Regions from separate parts of the Mus musculus genome. Here region 1 is linked to region 2. The links are chromatin loops, found by intact Hi-C in ENCODE. Cell type or tissue: left cerebral cortex. All regions are shown on one strand. Links, peaks and the distances in the headings refer to the core of each region. The heading gives the core; the rest is flanking DNA.

Evidence for each region. Peaks named below come from ENCODE experiments on the same cell type or tissue, not always from the same donor. Only the 100,000 strongest peaks of a DNase experiment are listed, where the experiment ranks them.
Region 1: it touches region 2 in a loop (3-fold over the local background); 6 of 42 quality-filtered maps call a loop at or near these places.

The regions. Positions count from the first base shown.
Region 1 is chr15:64,898,333-64,908,589 of GRCm38, forward strand. All of the region lies in intron 1 of Adcy8 (adenylate cyclase 8), which reads right to left. Among named protein-coding and RNA genes, the nearest start is that of Adcy8, 19 kb to the right of the region's middle. In left cerebral cortex, for the core only: a CTCF peak has its summit at 5,044 (motif pointing left); a DNase peak (open chromatin) is centred at 5,013; H3K27ac peaks cover 192 bases.
Region 2 is chr15:64,760,496-64,770,752 of GRCm38, forward strand. It overlaps Adcy8 (adenylate cyclase 8), which reads right to left. Exons shown (of 18, transcript NM_009623.2): 8 at 7,312-7,509. Among named protein-coding and RNA genes, the nearest start is that of Gm30752, 33 kb to the right of the region's middle. In left cerebral cortex, for the core only: a CTCF peak has its summit at 4,243 (motif pointing right); DNase peaks (open chromatin) are centred at 1,428 and 4,273.

The DNA.
Region 1 (10,257 bases), core at 1,165-9,164, 140 kb after region 2:
AGTAAAAATATAATGGGAGCTAGGAACATAAAATGGTAAAAATATAAATGGAAGCTAGGAACATAAAATCTTTCCAGCCAGTGATGAGTCAGAGCAAACACTATTCTGCTAACAATCTTTAAAATAAATATGTTTATTTTATAATTGAATCTAAATGTTGGCATTTGACACAGCTCTGCTTATTTTTACTTATCTTTAGGAAGTGGAGTAATTAATGACTCCTTTCCAGGACTGCCACAAGGTGAAACAAAGTCACATCTGGAAGAGTCTCACCACTGTGCCTGCTACCTTCACAGATCACTCTAATGATCTGTTTCTGGGATTTAGGTCTCAGCTCTGGCTCTTTCTGGTGGGGAAATACTTAAATCTACTTAATGTTGCTGAACCTCAGGCTCTTCATATGTTAACAGTAATGCTGCTGGTTTCTACTTCACAGGCTGTTGTGAGTGAGTTAATTACTTAACTCTCTGACAGATGATGAGCAGTCAGTACATGCTAGCTGCTGCTGTAAATGTTAATTTCTTTCTGATCTTTTCGGTGTGGGTCTATGTGCCATAACTTTTCTGGATTCTATAACTATTGTGACAGTGGCCTTTACTGCACAGATTGGAACACAGTATCACAGAAGAAGTGATGGACACGTACCTGCAATGTCTTAGGCACACTCTCTTGTGTGAGTACATACTACAGATCAAGAGAAAGGACAATCATATAAATCGTCAAACTTGGGAAACTGATTTGTAGAAGGCACCCTGTTAAACTCAGGGTCCATAAAACTCTAGGCTCTCAGGATGTGTTAGTCAACGAGAAAAGACTATACCCTTTCTTATGGAGACACAGAAAGTAAAGAATAAAGTGATTTTTACTTTCTCTGTACTAGAAAAAAATGTGTTGTGTAGCTTGTGACTATTTAAGAATGAGAGAAAATGTCAGTACAACTATTCACAGAAATACATTTCTTTATTCATCCCTCAATAAATAGAAAAGTATTTTCCTATGCACCTGCAATGTTCCTGGTCCTGCTGTAGACACAATAAAACATGGCCATAATTTCCAGTTTCCAGCAAGAGGAGACAATACACATTTTTATATCAAACTAAGGTAATGAGGAGTATAAGAGAAGAGTAGCTAGGGATTTATAAGGAGAGAGGTCACAAGCATAATTAAGTATCTAAATGTAGATGACCCCACTGGGTGGATGACTCAAGCCAGATCCTGAGGAAATCACATGGACCTCTTTGAGCAGAGGGAATGGTTATGCCTGGTATGTGTAAGAGCAGACTGGGATGTTTAAGTATTTCATGGAAAGAAGGCTGGAGTATAGCAGTTATGGAGAGAATAAGATGAGCTGTACAAAGTGGATATAGGGACAGAGAAGGATTCTTTGGACCACTTTGCAACATCCACTTCAGCCAGTACAAAACTATAGTACTATTAGAACAGAGGGTTCCAACTTCATGAAATTCTGGGATCACATCTCACAGAGTCATTGGTCCATGTACCAGAGCTGGCAAAATACAGAATGGCAGGAAGGCTTCCCCTAGACTTCTTTCTGAAACTTCTTTGGACAAAAGTCAGATCCTTCTGGTCTATTCAAGATATTGGAACCAAAATTCCTGCTTTGATTAAAACAGGCTTGGGGGACCTTAAGAATTTCACCCAGCTTGGAACATCAATTCTTCTGAAGGCAGAGCAGGCAGGAATCTGAATCAGGTGAGTAGAACCATTCCAGCTGAGATTCCTGGCTCCTACTCTGAGTCGGTTTTCTCCAGACAAATGCCTTGGTTTTTTTAATGGAAAAAATTTCATTCATTCATTCATTCATTCATTCATTCATTCATTCATGTGGTATGTAACTTGTGTTAGTTAGTTCTCTCCTTCCACTATATGTATCCAAGAATCAAACACAGGCTATCAGGCTGAGTAGCAGGTACCCTTACCTATTGAGCCATCTCACTAGGCCATGACTTTTGAGTTTATGGACAGGGGAAAATGTTTTCATAATTGTTTTTTATGACTTGGCATAAGAAAAGCTGGAAAACCAGAGGTGAGTACTCTATATATATGCTGCAATGTTCAGGGGCAGCACCAGGATATGCTATACACTTGCCCTGGAGAGCCAGCCATTGGTGCATAGATGGTTTTCTCATTTTAACCCAATAGTCAATTCTTTGTTCCACAGAGTTACTAAAGTATTGAAAACAAAGTTTGCCATGTAAGATTATAAAACCCTTACTGCGAGATAAACAATGTAGAATTGTAGCCTGAAACTGTTTCAGAGTTTAGAAACCTTCCAGCAAACTGGGGAGACAGTTCATTTAGATAATTACTTGCCTTACAAGTTGAAAAATCTGGTTAAATCCACAGATCCCATATCTTGAAAGACAGCTGTAGTAGAAAGACTTAATCCTGGTGCTGGCGAGGTAGAGACAGACATCTATCTGGAGCTCTCTGGATAGCTAGTCTAGCCTACTTGTGAATGAATTCCAGGCCAGTGAGAGATCAGTCTCAACAACAAAGGTGCTAAATACCCAAAGAATGACACAAGGTTTTAACCTCTATCTGTATTTATGTCTCCCTGTCTCTCAGTGTCTCTACATATCTCTGTCTCTGATTTCTCTCTCTCTCTCTCTCTCTCTCTCTCTCTCACACACACACACACACACACACACACCTTTTCAGGACATTGTTTCCATTGTTTGGTGTATAATATTGAGGCTATTATTTTTCCATATGTATATATAACCATCTTGTATGTAAAAGTATAAAATGTATTATAAATTCTAGAGATGTGGTTTTTAGATATGAGTGCTCTGAGTGGGTCATTCAGAGTAAATGTTGATTCTAGGGGGAGAAGTGGGTTTTGAAATACATGTTCTACTTCAATATTTAATCAAAACAGCGACTCAATGTAATTCCAACACTGTCTCCTTTAACTATTAATATTTTGAAAGGTCAAAAAGAACGTGCAAAGAAAGAGAAGTAGTTCTAAAAAAAAAAAAAAGCCTTTTAGTAAAATGTGCCAAATGTCTTAGAAAATTGATGTGTCAATGTACTGTTCTAGCATTTTAGTTGCATGACATCACCATATAAGTTGAAAGTTATCAAATGCATACATTTTTATTAATTAAGCTACCTGTTAGTACTTTGCCCAGAGTCTGATGTCAACTTTTCAGTGGCTGGTTATTCTAACCTCCCTAGTGGTTCTATTTGCTCATTCAATAAAAATCCACTGAACATCTGTGCTCTGGGAATTGTTCTTAGGACTGGAGAAGTGTCAATAAATTACAGAGTCCAAGTCCATACATCACAAACTTTCATTGCAAGCCGCATAAGGTTAAGTAGCCTTCATTAGGTTAGAAACTGTTTGTGGAATTTTCTGTATCAACTCTGTTTATTCTCACACTTTTTTAAAAAAATAAAATTCATGTGATAATCTCTTCCATTTTACTGAGGGTTATATAGGCTAAGTATCATGCTAGATAAATGAGTTTTGGTGTCAGGATCCAGATCCTACTAAGCTGATACTAGAATACGTGTTATTATTAATTTTGCCAGACCATTTTCTTCTTTTTGAGGTGAAGTGTAGGAGAGAAATTTCCTGAAGTTTAAAATGTTGTGAAGTTATGAATTTGAGTTTATATTTTTTTCTAGTATTGGCGGTCTATCTTTATAATTACCCAGTTTTTCAGTAGTTTTAAATATTATCTTTATTGGCTCTTCTAAAATGAATTCTTTTGTAGGCGTCTCAGCCTAAACTGATATGTCTTCTGTCTCAGATACTACAGGAAAGTTAAGGGACTCATTTTTCTGTCTTCTATACATAATCCAGTTAGCATCAAATTCTTCTTCATGAAGATAACAAATGATGCACTTTTATTTATTATGTAAGTCTTATTGAGATCCAGCAGCAGACATAAAAGCAGTAAGACAATAATAATTACATTTAATAGAATGGATGCTTGCTTACCTCTTAAATGGTAACATCTATTTAAAGCTTTGGAAACCACAAGTTCTGTTACAGGACACAAGCTATTAAAAGAAATGTTATCACCTTGGCACAGGAATTTTGCGTGGGATTCTTGGAGTTACAATTTGGCAGATCCATTAGGTCATCTTATTTTGGTGCAATTCTTATTGAGCTTGGTTCTGAAACTGTTTAATCTGCAAACTTTAGCCTTCCCTAGCATTTGAACAGGAGAGAAACACCACGAACTTGGAAGAACCTAATTGAACCTAAGTTTAATTTCCTAGACATTGAAATTCTTCAGCCAGAGCAGTGTAGTGGATCACACTTGTATCCTCAGCAGAACAATTTGAGTTTATGGTCAGCTGGAGACACATATGGGAGATACACACACACACACACACACACACACACACACACACACACACACACCACAGAATACCACACACTCACAATCAGTACTGAACAATAGCCTTGGGCATTCCTACTCTTTTGTTCTTAAATAGTTATCAATCATAGAGTACTAGTAAGGTTTTGGTGAATAAACAAACCTGTACACTGTCTTCACTGTGCTTCCTATATGATATCAAAGTCAGATATAACAGGCAGGAAGAGAGGGAAAGAGAATGAGAGAAGGGACTAGGGAGGGAGAGAGGAAAGGAAGAAGAGAGACTAGGAGATTATACGAGAGGAGGAGTAAAATGAGAAAGAAGAGAAGGAAGGAGGAGGAGGTAAAGAAGGAGAAGGTGAAGCACACTGAAGCAGACTGAATAAGCATTAGCATCAGCAGCAGGAAGAGGAGGAGAATGGAAGGAGAATGGATTAGTTAGAAGAAAAAAGAAATAAAATAATAGGAATAGAGAGGAAATGGGAGCTGATACGGAGGAAGGGGTTTCTAAGGGGGATAAAAAGGTTTAGAGTACAATTAAGTTGTGACAGAAGAGAAGACATCCTTGAGAAATTGCTCTCCTTGAGGACTCAGGCAGCAGAGGAGCCGAAGGCATGGGTGTTTCCGGTGATCTGAGTGAAACACTGGGTTGAGGAATGAGAGTGTGATGAAGGATGGCACCATCTGGAGGACACAGAGCCAGTAGTAAGATGAGCAACCCGGCAAAGAGCAATGAGAAATTAACATCATTTTCTTGAACACCTAACACATTGCAACAGGGAAAGATCCAGTGCTGTCCCTGGTAAATTGGAATTGGAAGGGGAAGGAATAGATACTGCAGGGGTTTTTAAATTTTATTTTATTTTATTTTATTTTATTTTATTTTATTTTATTTTATTTTATTTTATATTTTATTAGCACATAGCAGAAGGAGCAGCGATCAAGCTAGACAGGGGAAGACTAACCATAGAGATAGACAGGGATATGTGGCGGGGATACTCCTTTTAGCTTTCAGGCTTGGCCTACTGCAGGAGTAGAACAGAGAACCCTATGTTCACAAAATCAGGCCCAGGAGAACAAGTTTGAGGAAATAGCCTGATACAGTGTATAACATCTCTCTGAGATGTAGAATATTTCTTAGACTTCCTTTTACAGTCTGATTTTTTTTATGCAGCTAGCCAATTATTTGTAACTCCTAGAAGAATCCCAGAATCACAAGCTCCAAATTGTAGAGGATGTTAAAAAATATGATTTTGTTCAAACCATCCTCCTTTGCACCAAATCCCTGGCCAGAAGCATCTGGCTTCTGCTGAGTACCTCCAGGGATGAGTTTTTAATCTCACAAAGCCTGGTGCGCTTTCAAAGATTTATAAATAGGAAGGCATTTGTTTCTTCCCCTGGGAAATAGTCCCACCTGTCTCCAGCCACTACTGTTGCCTTGCATTTATTCTAGTGATATAAATTATACATCAGATGGAGCAACATTTGATCTGGTTCTTTCTGGTCCCCAAATCTCACATACACAGTAAAAAGAAAACAGAAGTCCCAAACACCCAGGACATGAAAATGGCTGTTTGTTTTCTCTTAGACATTAGATAAACCAGTATAGGATAGAAAACTTTTAATTTATCTCACAGACTAGCTGATGATCATTCAGAGAATACACCATGATTACATCATAGTCATTATTGATTAGAAATCATATTTACATGTTAGTAATGAGAACTAAAATAAAATGGACTAAATAAACTAGGAGTATAATTTGTTCAAAACTCCTAGTTGAGTGTGGTGGTACCCACTGGAAAGCCCAGGACTTAGAAGATTAAGGACAGAGGATAATGAGTTCCAGGGCAGCCTGGGCCACATAGTAAGTCTAACATCTGTCTTCACTTTGTCTCAAGCACAAACATAAAAAACCATGAACATATGCACACATGTGCTCAAGAATAAAACAAACATAGTATATTGTTGGTATAATGGCCTAAAGGTACAATCGATTTTCTAAGACACATTTTTCGTTTTGTTTTGTTTTGTTTTTTTTTTTTGTTTTAGTTTTTGTTTTAGTTTTTTGTCATCTACTGTAATCTGTGTGGCCTCGAGTTCTCTTTATGGTCTATGATAGTTAGTGGCTCTTTGGGAAGTAATGGAACTTTTCGGTCATAGAGCCTTGCTGGAAGAAGTGAAACCTCAAGGAAGGTGCCAAGAGTTTATAGCCTCACCCAACTTCATGTTCGCTTTCTCTCTTTCTGTGTGTAGATGGAGATAAGATCTCTCTGCTTCTTGCTCCAGCTGCCTGTGGCTTGCTTTCCTTGTTATAAAGACCCTCCCTCTAGAACCATAGGTCAAAATACACTCTCTTTTCTATAGGCCACTTTTGGTCATGGTGCTTTATTGCAGCAACAGAAAACAACTCATAATCCATGGGTATTCAGAATAAAAAAGAACCATTTTCCATCTTGAAGCCTACCAACCAATAGCAACATCAGCACTACAAAGTAATTATCAAATGTGAATGTGTTCTACCTGCCTCTATTTTAAGAATGCTGAAGTATTTGGTGGGAAAATATCTAGAAGGTTTTTTCTAACATGTTTCTCAAACATCACAATGTAGGGACTTGGTGATGCTTAGGTGGGTCAATGGACCAGAAGTGGCAGGTGGCATGGAAGGGAGCCATGAGGACCTCTTTTTCTTTATACAGTATGGCACTCTCCCTTAAATCTTTTTAATACTTGATTTAGTTTGCCAGGCAATCTGCTGCTATTGCAAATCTCACTTTATTCATGCCATTTGTTAGATGTAAGTTTTTCCTTCTATGGATTTTCCTCTGATTTTATTGGGAATATACTATTTTGGTGTCGCTTAGTTTTTCTTTTGATATTGGGATAGATCTGCAATTTGAAATATGCCCATTCGCATGAGAAAGGCCTGATAGAGTAAACTTCATTGTCTGAATCTTTTTCTTCTGGATGCTTTAAACCCAGTGATCTTAACCTGATGACTAGTCAGATCTTTCCTGCAATATATTAAATAGAAACTTGTTATCTGAACTACTTTGCATAAGGAAGGACTTCTCTGCACAGATCTATAGGAAGACACAACAGCGCTAAATGATAGCTAAATAATTCCTCTCCCTCTCCCTCTCCCTCTCCCTCTCCCTCTTCCCCTCTCCCTCCCTCTCTCCCTCTCCCTCTCCCTCTCTCCCTCTCCTCCCCCCTCCCCCTCCCCTCCCCCTCTTTCTGTAAAGAATGTTCTAGATAAATGGCAATGGAGGCATCCTCATGACCGGTACTTCTGTGTATGAGAGGAACGGAAGAACATGCTGCTTGATGTTTAGTGGTTATCTTCTCACCCTGAGATGTGGATCATGACTTGTATGCATGGATACTGGCATTGTTTGGGATGGTACAAATGTCCTGTTTCTTTCATCTACAATTTATGTGATCAACAGTGGGATGTACCCTATGAACAATTGTTCTGTGTTTCGCCAATTACTGAGGAAGGCACTCTGCTGTTCTATGCCACTCCAAACTCTCGTTGTTTTTTGTTTGTTTTTTAATATTTATTTATTTATTTATTTATTTATTTATTTATTTATTATTAGGTATTTATTTCATTTACATTTGCAGGATCCTCCAGTAGTACTATGTCCAATTTTCTGAGGAACCACCAGACTGATTTCCAGAGTGGTTGTACAAGCTTGCAATCCCACCAACAATGGAGGAGTGTTCCTCTTTCTCCACATCCTCGCCAGTATCTGCTGTCACCTGAATTTTTTATCTTAGCCACTCTGACTGGTGTGAGATGGAATCTCAGGTTGCTGAACATTTTTTTCAGGTGCTTCTCAGCCATTCGGTATTCCTCAGGTGAGAATTCTTTGTTTAGCTCTGAGCGCCCCCATTTTTTAATGGGGTTATTTGATTTTCTGGAGTCCACCTTCTTGAGTTCTTTATATATATTGGATATTAGTCCCCTATCTGATTTAGGATAGGTAAAGATCATTTCCCAATCTGTTGGTGGCCTTTTTGTCTTATTGACGGTGTCTTTTGCCTTACAGAAGCTTTGCAATTTTATGAAGTTCCATTTGTTGATTCTCAATCTTACAGCACAAGCTATTGCTGTTCTACTCAGGAATTTTCCCCCTGTGCCCATATCTTCGAGGCTTTTCCCCACTTTCTCCTCTATAAATTTCAGTGTCTCTGGTTTTCTGTGGAGTTCCTTAATCCACTTAGATTTGACCTTAGTAAAGGAGATAGGAATGGATCAATTCACATTCTTCTGCATGATAACCGCCAGTTGTGCCAGCACCATTTGTTGAAAATGCTGTCTTTTTTCCATTGGATGGTTTTAGCTCCCTTGTCAAAGATCAAGTGACCATAGGTGTGTGGGTTCATTTCTGGGTCTTCAATTCTATTCCATTGGTCTACTTGTCTGTTGCTATACCAGTACCATGCAGTTTTTATCACAATTGCTCTGTAGTACAGCTTTAGGTCAGGCATGGTGATTCCACCAGAGGTTCTTTTATCCTTGAGAAGAGTTTTTGCTATCCTAGGTTTTTTGTTATTCCAGGTGAATTTGCAGATTGCCCTTTCCAATTCGTTGAAGAATTGAGTTGGAATTTTGATGGGGATTGCATTGAATCTGTAGATTGCTTTTGGCAAGATAGCCATTTTTACTATATTGATCCTGCCAATCCATGCCAAACTCTCTTTGTTAAAGGATTCATTTCATCACTCAGCTTTTTGTCACTGTTGTTTATTAGGTTCAAATTCTTTCTTATTCATTTATACAAAGAGACATTGGCAAAAGGAATCTAAATGTCATTTGGTTATACGCGAAATGACTAAGCTATAGCAAGATGAAGTGGGTTCCTCAAAGCCACCTTGTCTCTTTCCTGGGGGAGCTGCAGACAAATAAAACTCCATAGACACCATGTTCCCAATATAGATATTCAGGGTGAATAAATGGCAGATCAATCATTGTTGAGTAATGTTGACATAAAATAGCTTGCTGATCACAGCTAACACACGTTTTAAAATCCTGACAAGTGCTACAGTGTCACTAATCAGATATTCAAAAGAAACAATTGTCTGTCAATTAAATATCACAGTCATCAGTCTCTCCAAAACAAATTCAGTGACTACAGTGACTCATGGTCTTACAGCAAATAACCGTATTGCAGCTCAACCAGCAGAAGAATTAAATATTACAAACCCTATAGTAAGTTGCTTTTGCTCAGTTATTTCTCATGAGTGATGGCTTTAGACTCTCAAGGTCAAAGATGTTCAGATGTTGTATTTTCTATAAGAATTGCCATTGTCTGATTTAGGAAATCAAATACCCAAAACAAATATAAAACCCCATATCCATGTTAATTATAATTCCATTTCACAGTATTTGGATTTTTTTCTTCTTTTCATAGGTAGAGTTGTGTGTGTGTTTATGAGTTGATGAGTGTGGGTGAGACGTGTATGAATGTATATATGGAGACCCCAGATTGATGTCAAGAAAACTTTATATTCTTGGAGGTAAGGTCCTCTCACTCAACCCAGAGTTCCCTGAGAGTATCACTAGCCAGCTAGCTCTGGTAATCCCCTGCCTCGACAGGCAGCAAGCTTACATGACATGTGTGTGGATTATTTATCTGGTTTTCTTGCTTGGGTGGCAAGTACTTTAGCTGCTTAGGTCTCCCCCACCCATGGTAGACATTTGTAGCTGCACAGGAAGCCAAGACAGGTGAATGGTATGTTCAAAGTTGTATGGCTAGATGATATTTTAGGTGCTTTTTTCAATACAAGGCTCTGGATTCTGGATTCTGCATACTAATATGAAAGAAGTTGGTATTTTCTCTTATAACTTACTGCTTCTGAAAATAGCATAGTTAACTCAGATAAAGTGGTCCTA
Region 2 (10,257 bases), core at 769-8,768:
TTGGTCAAATGCCTCCCTATTTCAGTCATGGTAAATTAAGAGTCTATAGTAAGAGGAAAGAAGTGTCTGATACAATTTTACTAAAACCTGTTAACCCTCCACCTAACTTTTAAAGTGCACAGTCACTTAAGAGAAATTCTGAACACATATAAAATATCAATTTTACGCAGACAAAGGATTATCTAAAGAGGTTCTTGGGTGACAAATAGTAACTATCATGTAGCAGGAAATAGTAGCATTAAATGAATGTTTTGAAAGCATTCAGCTCAGACCTTGTTTCATATCATGAAAACTACAATAGTCTTTATTAAATAGAAATGAGCAAGATCTAAGAGCTGATTTATGTATAAAATGTGATGTTCCTCTCAATTTAACTTCACATGCCTTGCGTATTTGTAAGAGCTACCTTTTCTTTTCTTATGCTGTTTCAAACCATTCCGTTACGTAAGAAGTTCTTGACTGCTCACCTTTTTCTGCTTTCCGAATACAGAGCTCAGGATTGTTTCTATTCCCACTGTTTTAAGAAGAAATGTATTCTATGAATTTGTTTATTCACTTATTTGATGGACACATGTGCCTAGAGAGCTAGATCGATACAGCTGCCCTACTGTTAGCTTATCTCAGTGGTTTTTCCATGTGGCAAGGACATGTAGTGTATTATTTGTATATGTGTCTACACATGCATCTGTGTAGTGGGAAGGTAAAGGATCAAACAAACGAGTTTACATGTTACTCCTTTCTTTCCTTCAAATACTTTTTACTCTTTTTGTCCCTTCAAGGTCTTTGCCACATGAATCGCTTTGTAATCACTTCCCTGTATCATATCCTTTACCATCAATATCACAGAGATATTCTAAACTGCATGAAAAGCAGGCACTATAAATTGTAGGATTTTGCTTCTGTATTAATGGTAGTCTGGGATTAGGAGACATATTGAAATAGATTAGAATTCCATCTGTGTTGCCCTGGAAAAGGTACCCAGATTCTGAGGCTCACACCTGTCAGATGGTAAAGCTAGCACCTACAGAAAGGGTATTGTAACAATGCATGAGGTAATAAGTGTAAAATGTTTAAGATAGAGTCTGACATGACGGTAAATGATAGGTGAATATGCCTCCTTAAACATGTGCTACCTTAGAGCAGTTTATTGCAAACTCTGAGGCACATAAACGCTCAGTGGATTTCCCCTGCCCAAGAGCCTCACAGCTCATGGGCACTTTGGTCCCATTTTTTAGAATGGAAAGGTCAGTGACTGGCTCAAGGTCACAAAGTTAGAGTATAAATTCCATGAGAACAGAAGCTGTGGCTTTCTGTCTTTCTCCAGTGCGCAGAACAGGATGGATAGCAGAACACAGACAGGCAGAGCGTGAACTGAACCGATCAAGTGCTCTGAGTTATAGCAGATGGACTTGCTAGAAATAACAAGAAGGGAGGCTAGAAAGGCAGTTCTTGTGGGAATGTGAAGAAACCCATGTGTGAAAGAGATCAAAACATGTGAATGGCTTGTTCTCATAGGAAGAGACACAGCAGTGGGAGCTATTCAAACAAAAGATGCCCTTAAAAAAGGAGCTTGTCTTTCTCATTCTTAAGACACATCCTAGGAGCCAAGGCAGCCAATGTGTCTGCTCCAGTGAGCTTAGGGCATCATGGGAGTACCTTACTTAATGAGTGGCAAGTCAGTGCTAGATTAAGTGGGTAGAGGTTGGAATCCTGGTACTTTAGGATGCAGGATATATTAAGAGGGCATTACTGGCCCTCTGCCCAGCTTGATATGCCAAGTTACCTGGTCTAGTATGAAGGAGTGTGGTGGAATTACAGACGCTTCAGTAAGTGTCCAACTTTTATGTAGATTCCGGGATTCCAAACTCAGAGTTTTCTTTCGTGCACAGCCAGTGTCTTTACCCTGTGAGTCACCTTGCCAGCCCTTAATTTTCGTACTAACCCTTACAGACATCTGGTCATAATCATGTCAGCGAGGTGAAGTCCTTTGTCTTGCTTCATAGATCATATTGACAAAAACTGGGCTCAAGTCATGTTTACTAGGTGATCAGCTTCATGCTTTTTCTTCTTTTTCCTTTTAAAAAATGAAGACTGAATATCTTTGAACAAAGTAAGGGTTTTTTTCATGAGTCCAGAAAAGTCTATTGGAGTGACGAGAGACTATCCATCTGTTTCTGCTACTGTAAAATAATATGTAACTCTGTGCCTGATTTTATTTCCGAAGGGGAATTTGAATCAAGGCCTTTTTTTTTCCTCCTGATACAAGTATAAGCTTTACAGAGCTGTCAGAGTCCATACTGGCTCCAGTTGACCTAGGGACCTTTTGATACCAGCTGGTCTCAATCATGTCCGCTCAGCCAAATGACAAAGAAATATGGCTGAAAATTAAAACAGAACAAAACAAAACAAAATCCTCCAAAAACATGTCTCAAATTCATATCCCCTGGCAAAATCAGATTCTTAAGGACAATTGACCAGCAGGCACTTGCATCTCATACAAGATCACAAAGCAACTCTGCAGTGTGCAGAATGAAGAGTTTTACAGAAAGAGGCTTTCTTAAAGACAGAAGTCTCAGAAGCACACAGATGATGTCAGAGTTGGAAGGAGGAAGAAAATCTGATTTTCACCAAGTTGATTTTATTTTAATGCCTCACCCACTAAAATGCCAACACCGGAAGTCAAAATGTCCAACTGATTACAGGATGTCCAGTAACATATTCTTGTCTTTACTCAGCATGAAGACCTTGCCCCATCCTATTGCTTATGGAACACCACACTTAGTTCTTGCAAGTAAGTGCCCATGCTACTCAACTCTCCCAAGGCTCTAAAGGTCTTTTGTTGGCTTCTATGTCTGGGGACATCTGCCTGTAATTGGAATTATCTGCCATCTCCTTCCTAACCTTCATTCAGAGCAAGTCTAGTTCCAGTGGTGAATGAGGACCAGAAGCTGAGACATACTACCGTCCTGTAAGAACTCTAGAAACAGAAGGGAGCAAGAAGGACAAGTTCCTCACTGGAAAGCAAAGCCTCTCAACTTCCAAAGCAAATGTGAGAGCCTTAATAAAGGGAGTTAAGACAAGGGGCGCTACCCAAAGACAAAACCTGAAGAGCAAAAGGAATACAAAAAGACCTTCAATCCCAGTCACAATCAACATAAAAAAAGCAATAAGGAGATTTTTTTTCTATAAAATTGATGATTTTGAGGAAGTCTAGATATCATCTTCAGAGAAATTTCAGGGCATATATGAAATAGTGAATTCCCAAGTGAGGATCAAGGAGAATTTAGTTTTCCCTCCTGAAAATCTACTGAATGAGATCGGATCAAAGCCCACTCCTGTTCTTTAGTTTATCATTTGTAAAATACATCCTGAGATAAGTGATGGGAAGTGCAGCCACCCTCCTGGATCATTGTACCCGAGGTCCTTCTTCATTTTCTTGTTTTATGTGTGTTTATGTGGTTCTATGGTATATGTAATCAAAGGACAATATTGGATGTAGGTCCTCACCTTTCTCTGGTTTGAGATAGTGTGTCTATTTTGTTTGACACTCCACACACCAGGCTGTTGGCTTTAAGGTTTCTGTGGATGCTCTTGTCTACACCTCCCGTCTTGCCCACAAGCATTGGAATTAGGGGGGCCTGTTACCATGCTTGACTTTCTGTAGATCCTGGGGATTTCACTTCAAGTCGCCACACTTGGGTGGCAAGTGCTTTGCTCACTGAGCCATTTCTCTAGCTCTTTGTCCATTTTCTTATTCATACAACAAGTACTTGTGCAACACTACAAAGCACACAAAAGCCTGGTTGCATATGATACTGTTGATGGACGTATCAGTCCTTATAAGTCACGGCCAGGTAATGTCTGAATGGCATGTCTACACATTCCAGTGTAGCTTTGTTCTCTGTGGCTGACTCGTAAAGGCAGGGAACTAATCCTCATTCCTGCTTATTTCTGTTGTCTAAGCAGAGTGGAACCTTTCCTTCCATACAAAATTGCAAGGGTACAATCAATGTTTCCATGTCCATTTTTCTTTCAGAGAACATGCTTTTACGATCAAAAGAGGTTTCGCAATTATAAATACTCCAGATATTTAGAAATGCTAAAAAATATGCACATTTTTACTTAAAATGTGAATTTTTGGTAGCATGAGCATTTAGCCACCTCTGAAATCAGGGTGTCTTTTGCTGTCTTGGGACTCTTGAAATCGGGAGATATTTTTCCATGGAGGTGTGTGATTGTTTCTTCCAGTCACCAGGTGGCAGTATCAACCAGGGTCGCCTTAAGTTCTGACAGAGGTTTTTCACACAGACTGAATTGGGGCAAAGCTGTGTAGATTTATTTGAAGTTTGGATCGTGAGGCATTCTTTCCATTTATCTTCTCACTGACAGAATTAGGAATGTGGGTTCTTCACTGTGCTACGTGTTGGGTGGATTTTATTTCCTGGTCATCATTGTCCTGAGTGTGCTAGCCCAGCTGTGTGTGTGTGTGTGTGTGGTATGTATGTGTACGTGTACATGTGTGTGTGTGTGTATGTGTGTGTTGTGCATGCTTCTTATAAACTCCTAATATGGTATAGTTTTTAATATCTGAATAATACATAGAAGATAGAGTATCATTGGATCAATGACTGATTCCCTAGAGTCAATAAAATATGGCTCATGCCTTTGGATTTCTATGACCAATGCTTAACCTCTTGAAATGTCAGTGTTCCTTTTGTGAGTGCGAGAGCAAAGTTTTCTCTAAGGATGCAATAAGCCTACATATCCTACCGATGCTATTCTTGGATCATAGCATACCATGCTTTCAGAATCTTGCCTTTATTTTGCTAGGCTTTAGGACATTTTCCTACGGAAACCCTTGTCTTTTGCCTCTTCCATCCAAAGTTTACGAAGGATGAGGGTGGACAGGCTTGTCTTCTTCATAAAAGCACCAGGAGGAGCAAGCCCCAGGAATCTGAGCAGAGACTGAGATATGAGCAAGAGCACTGGCCTTTGAATCTTAGTGACTCTCAACCTCAGTCCCCCAGGCTTCTTTACTGCTTCTCTCTGTCCCTTTTGAATAAGCATCTGCCTTATTATGTTGTTTTAGTCATTTTATACTTTCTGCTGTAGATACATAGCTGAAGCCATGTCTATGCTCAGCAGTAACTTACTCTCCAAAGAGGATCTGTGACTGAGGAATGGCTCTGGAACCTAAGGGAGGGTACTAAATGTCTCCTGAAGCATGCTCCCCTGCCCTTTACCCTGAGACCCACAGAGCACATGCTAGATGACACATAGCTGGATCATCCATGGGCAAATCCCCACGTATACTAGAGTACCACCCTCTAACTGTTCTGGAAGAGGCTTAGATAACTCAGACTCAAACATGCTTTTCCTGCCACTGATCCATTTTCATTCTAGTATCAGGGAGCTGCAGGTAAGATGCAGAAACTGTTAGCTAAAACACACTAGATAATACAGTCTGCAGGAGTTAGGGTGAGAGAGAGGCAAGTGCACTTTTAGCATGAATGAGTAAAGGGTTTTGCTCACTTCTGGGCTAAACTGTAATGTCTATACAGGCTAATTATGAAGATTCTCTGAAAATTCCCTCTGCTCATTATCCTAGTTCCTTTTGTAGAGTATCCAGAAGACAAAATGATTTTAATTTTGGCATGTAAGCCCTTAATTATATTATGAATAAGAAAAATCACACCTGCTATTTGGGGGGGATGTTGAGTGAGGAAAATGTTTGTTTCTTTCCTTTTTTTTTTGTGCATAGACACAATGGAATCTGAACTAGGAACTGAAGGTGGAAGGTATTCATGTTAGAGTTTGCTGTCTGTAGGTAGGGATCAGAGAATCTCATTGAGAATGGGGCCGGTAAGTTATAACAGGGCATGTGCACACCATTGTGAATTCTCCTAACTGGGAAAAGCACAATCTCCAGGCAGCTGAATAAACTCATAAAGGAATCGTTAACAGGAGCTTCATGAAATAGTGGGTCAGGCTCCTGAAATTTGCTGCAAGTACCCTGCTGTTCTTGCTGGAGGCTCCTGCAGATGTGAAACACACCCTGGGCTCAGCTAAGGAAAAATGGTCTGCTCTTGGCAATGAAAGGGAGCAGTTGACTGAAGCAATATACCCCACCTATCTTTGCTTCTCCCCAGTACAGGTTTGAAATAGAAGAAGGAAATAGAGAATGTCACCAGCACAGTGACAGCTTGCCATATTTGAACGATTTGCCTAAGCAAGGCATTGTCTTGGAGACTATCATAATAACTTGTGTGATGGTTTATGACTGTCAAATTGACAGGATGCAGAATCATCTAGTCTGGGAAGTGCAGAGCATGCATGTGAGGGACTATCTACAAATGTTATCCTTGGGACACACATGGGCTTTTATTGACTAAGTTACCTGAGTAGGAATAGTCACTCTATCTGTAGGTGACACCTACATGAACTGGCTTCCTGAACCAAATATGAAGGTGAAAAGGAGCCAGACCTTAACATTGACTGCACCTTTCTTCCTGACTGTGAAGGTAATATGACCATCTGCTTCAAGCACCCTGATTTCCTTACCACGATGGACTGAACCTTGAACTGTGAATCAAAAGAAATCCTCTCTTCCTTCACTGCATTGCCAGTTTTTACTTATTTATTTATTTTTTAAGTCACAAGAACAAAAAGTAGCCAGACAACTTGTGACTGAGGCATGTATAACGACCTCCTTTTACGGAAGGGAGTGCAGGCTCGGAGATGTCATTTTTCTTATCAGAGGTCACGCAGAAAGGAAGTAGCAAGGGAGGGGTTAAGCTTGACTCACAGTCTATGGTTTACTATCAAATTTAGATAGAGGATTAAGTCTGATCCAATACAGCAGACATGTGAAAAATCAGACAGTGTTTAAGATATAAGTGATACCGGGCTCAGTGCTTACATTTACATCAGGTTTTGAGAATCCATGTATGTTAAACTATCAGGGTTACAATGGAAGTGAATGCAAAGGCTTAGCAACACTACTTGGCTTTACTGACTCAAAGTGGAAGAAACCCTTTTGATGCTTACTGAGTCAAGGCGTCTTTGTTCCTTTGGCATCTTTCCCTTAAAGTGCAGAGACGAGGCTTTCTTTATCTAATGAGTATCTCCCTTCATGGCCTTCAGTTTACTCATTATTTCAAAGATCATAAGGAAAAAAAAAACCCAATCAAACCAAACCAAAGGAAGAACAGAGAAAGCAAGACCACAGCCCTTGTGCTCTCTAATCCCACCAACATTGACAGTAATTTACTTCAGAAAAAAAAAAAAGCCACTGTGGAGACTCGGTTCTACCTTGTGCTCCAGGCTGGAGTCTTTAAACATCAGTGAGAATGGCTTGATATGCTCTCTTCTCAACTTATCGCCACTCCGCAAGTCGATGGTATGCTCTATTCTCTTGTTAATTTCCTCAGGCCCAGACTGGACATGCAAAGCTTGTGCGAGATGGTTTGGAAGCAGATTTATTGAATTTCTTGTTAGGGCAGCCAGAGTCTAGAGGGAAAGCACATGCAGATACAATAAACCTGCTAGTCCCCTTAGGATCCAAAAGAAACGCAATGTTGTTTTAGATCATGTTGCATTGCATACAGTCACAGCATCCCATGCACTTGTATTCAGTGGAGCCTACCACATGTGATCAGTTAGCAGCCTTTGGTTCAGAGAAACACAACCTGGCAAAATGTCACAGGGAGAGGAGTGATCTCTTCCCTCTGTGTGGCTGAATTCCTTTGGTTTGAGGCATTTAGGGAGCTGTTGCCTGAGAAATGGGAGTCACCACTGTTTCTCTAACCTGGCACATCCCAGGTATGAGAGAAAGAGAACCAATAAGTAACAGAAAGTCTGTGTATCCAACAATCTCAGCAAAGGGATCTTTTCCCACTGAGCAGATTCTACACTTTGATGAGGTCATTCACCCAATGGTGATGAGAAGACTCAGTGTGCTTCCTGATTGGCAGTTTCATTTTAAGCATCTCTCAGACACAGACAATCATATGTGCCAGGCTCTGCTTCTCAAACTTGACAAATATTAATACAGTTTTTTTTACACATAGAAAGTTTTCTTCCAAGACAAACCATTATATATCTATATTGTCATATAGATATATGTATAATATTCTTTAGGCAAAAAAAAAATTCGAGCAATTTCAGCATCTCACTGTTTCCCAGGATTACACAGCATGAGGTGGAGAAAGATGTACCGCCATGGCTGGTAATTGGACATGGGGACATGGATGCAGAGATTGCATTGGCTCATGAGGACATGTCAGAGATCTTGTCTCCTGGTGACTCAACCGCCACTGATAAAAATCAACTGGCTGGCTGTAGCCAAATGCAATACTCACTCACAGCTCCAACTTAAGATAGCTTATTAAAGAAAACTTAAAATTAAATCAAAGTATAAGTTGGCCTAAAGGGATAGAGGAGTAGAGGAGTTCCATCCAGCATCAAGGATTTCCCTGAGTGAAGAATGAGGCTGTGGTACATCTATGAGGAAGTATAAACCCATAGCCTCTGTTTGCCTCTGCCAGCCTCTTAATTTAGCTACTCTTGGAACACAGGCTAGGCTGACATCAAATTATAGATCATCTCAGGAAAGCACATGAAGGGTGGTGGAGAATTTTCAGATCCTCTGGCCTCTATCTTTCATGCATCAATCACCTTAGAGATACTTGATCAAGAGCTATGACTTTCTCAAATCTGAGATGAACCCACTGACTTTAGGAATCATGGACTCTGGCCTCTTTGAAGTCATATAGTCCTTTGAAGGAAGTAGAGACCAATGTTGCAGAAAATTGGACATCAGGCTCCAGAGGGCTAGATTTCCCGAGAATCAATGTGGTTATGCAACCAAGGAAGCTGAAATGGTTTTCCCTCAGTGGATCTCCTATTTGGTTTCATAGGCAACAATTCTTCCCATGTACTTTGGATGTAACATACTTTTCTGCCTTGGAGAGGAAGTGGAAGGGATACTCAGGTTGTCTCTGTCTGGACATTCATTATGACTGAGGGATACCAGAACTCTCCTCAGAAGTGCTTACAGCTGGAATCCAACAGTTACAGTATACACATGCATTTGTAGTGACACACCTCCATTGCTGTAGATAATTTTAATTTTCTTACAGATTGCCTTCTCTTGATTAAATCAAGCATATCCACTCTACTAACCCATCATACCTGAAGCTCTAACACTCCAGGATTCACAGGGCAGGCAAGTTTCAAAACATGTTTTGGGGACAGATTTGTTACAACAGCAATGTTGACCACAAGTACAGATTTAGGGCAATTGTACTCAATGAAAGATTAACATTAAATCAACTCAAAAAGACGAGCACCATTATTTCATAAAAAGAAGGGCTTGGACTTCTTTTCCTAACAAAATGACAGTCTTGGAAACAAGGATAAGCTTGAATTAATTAATTAACTGTTAACTGCTTTCTAGTAAGGCTGCGGATCAAACCCAGCACTTTGCACACATCAGGTAAATGCTCTTTTATTGAGCTATGTGCCAAATGAACACAAGCAATTAGGTAACTTTTATACTTTGCCTTTATTTCTTCTCAAGCTGATACGGGCTCATGAAAAATGTCATCCGGAACTGATGCTAATCTATAAGAGGCCTTGGAAACTCGGGGTGAATTTTGTTGGTTGCTTGCTGATCAGAGGATTCTATGTCATTGACCACTTGTATAAGGCAGTGACCAATGAAATATTTCCTGCTCAGAACCCCCTACATGGTCCTGGATATCAATGAGATATTTGTTCCCAATGAGAATAAATTTGTTCTCATCCCTCTTTTCATTTATCAGTACTATGAAGATGTAGGTACTAGCTGGGAAGGAGACACTTCCATCTTCCATCCCAGTGTTGTGGTGGAGACCCTCAGCTATATTTAGGCTACCTATAATAAAGAGAAGAACCAAGTCATCTCAAGATGTCAAGCAAATTGAAATAAAGAACAGAGAAGCCAATTATCCTACTTTTGTGTAACTCCTATGCACAGAGTACATGACTTTTGGGGTAACTACAGCTTGGGATGATCATTGATACCCTATACCAGAGAAGACTGGAATTTTGTCCTATGTTGATCTTAATGGTCTGATGCTGCCAGTATTGGAAGTCTAGATACGTGTGTCTTTACAATGATTCGTTTGTAAGGAGTAACTCGGAATGTGTGACACAAGTCATTTGTCTACATAGAGTCACACCAGGATAATCTATTTTTAATAGCACAACATTTTT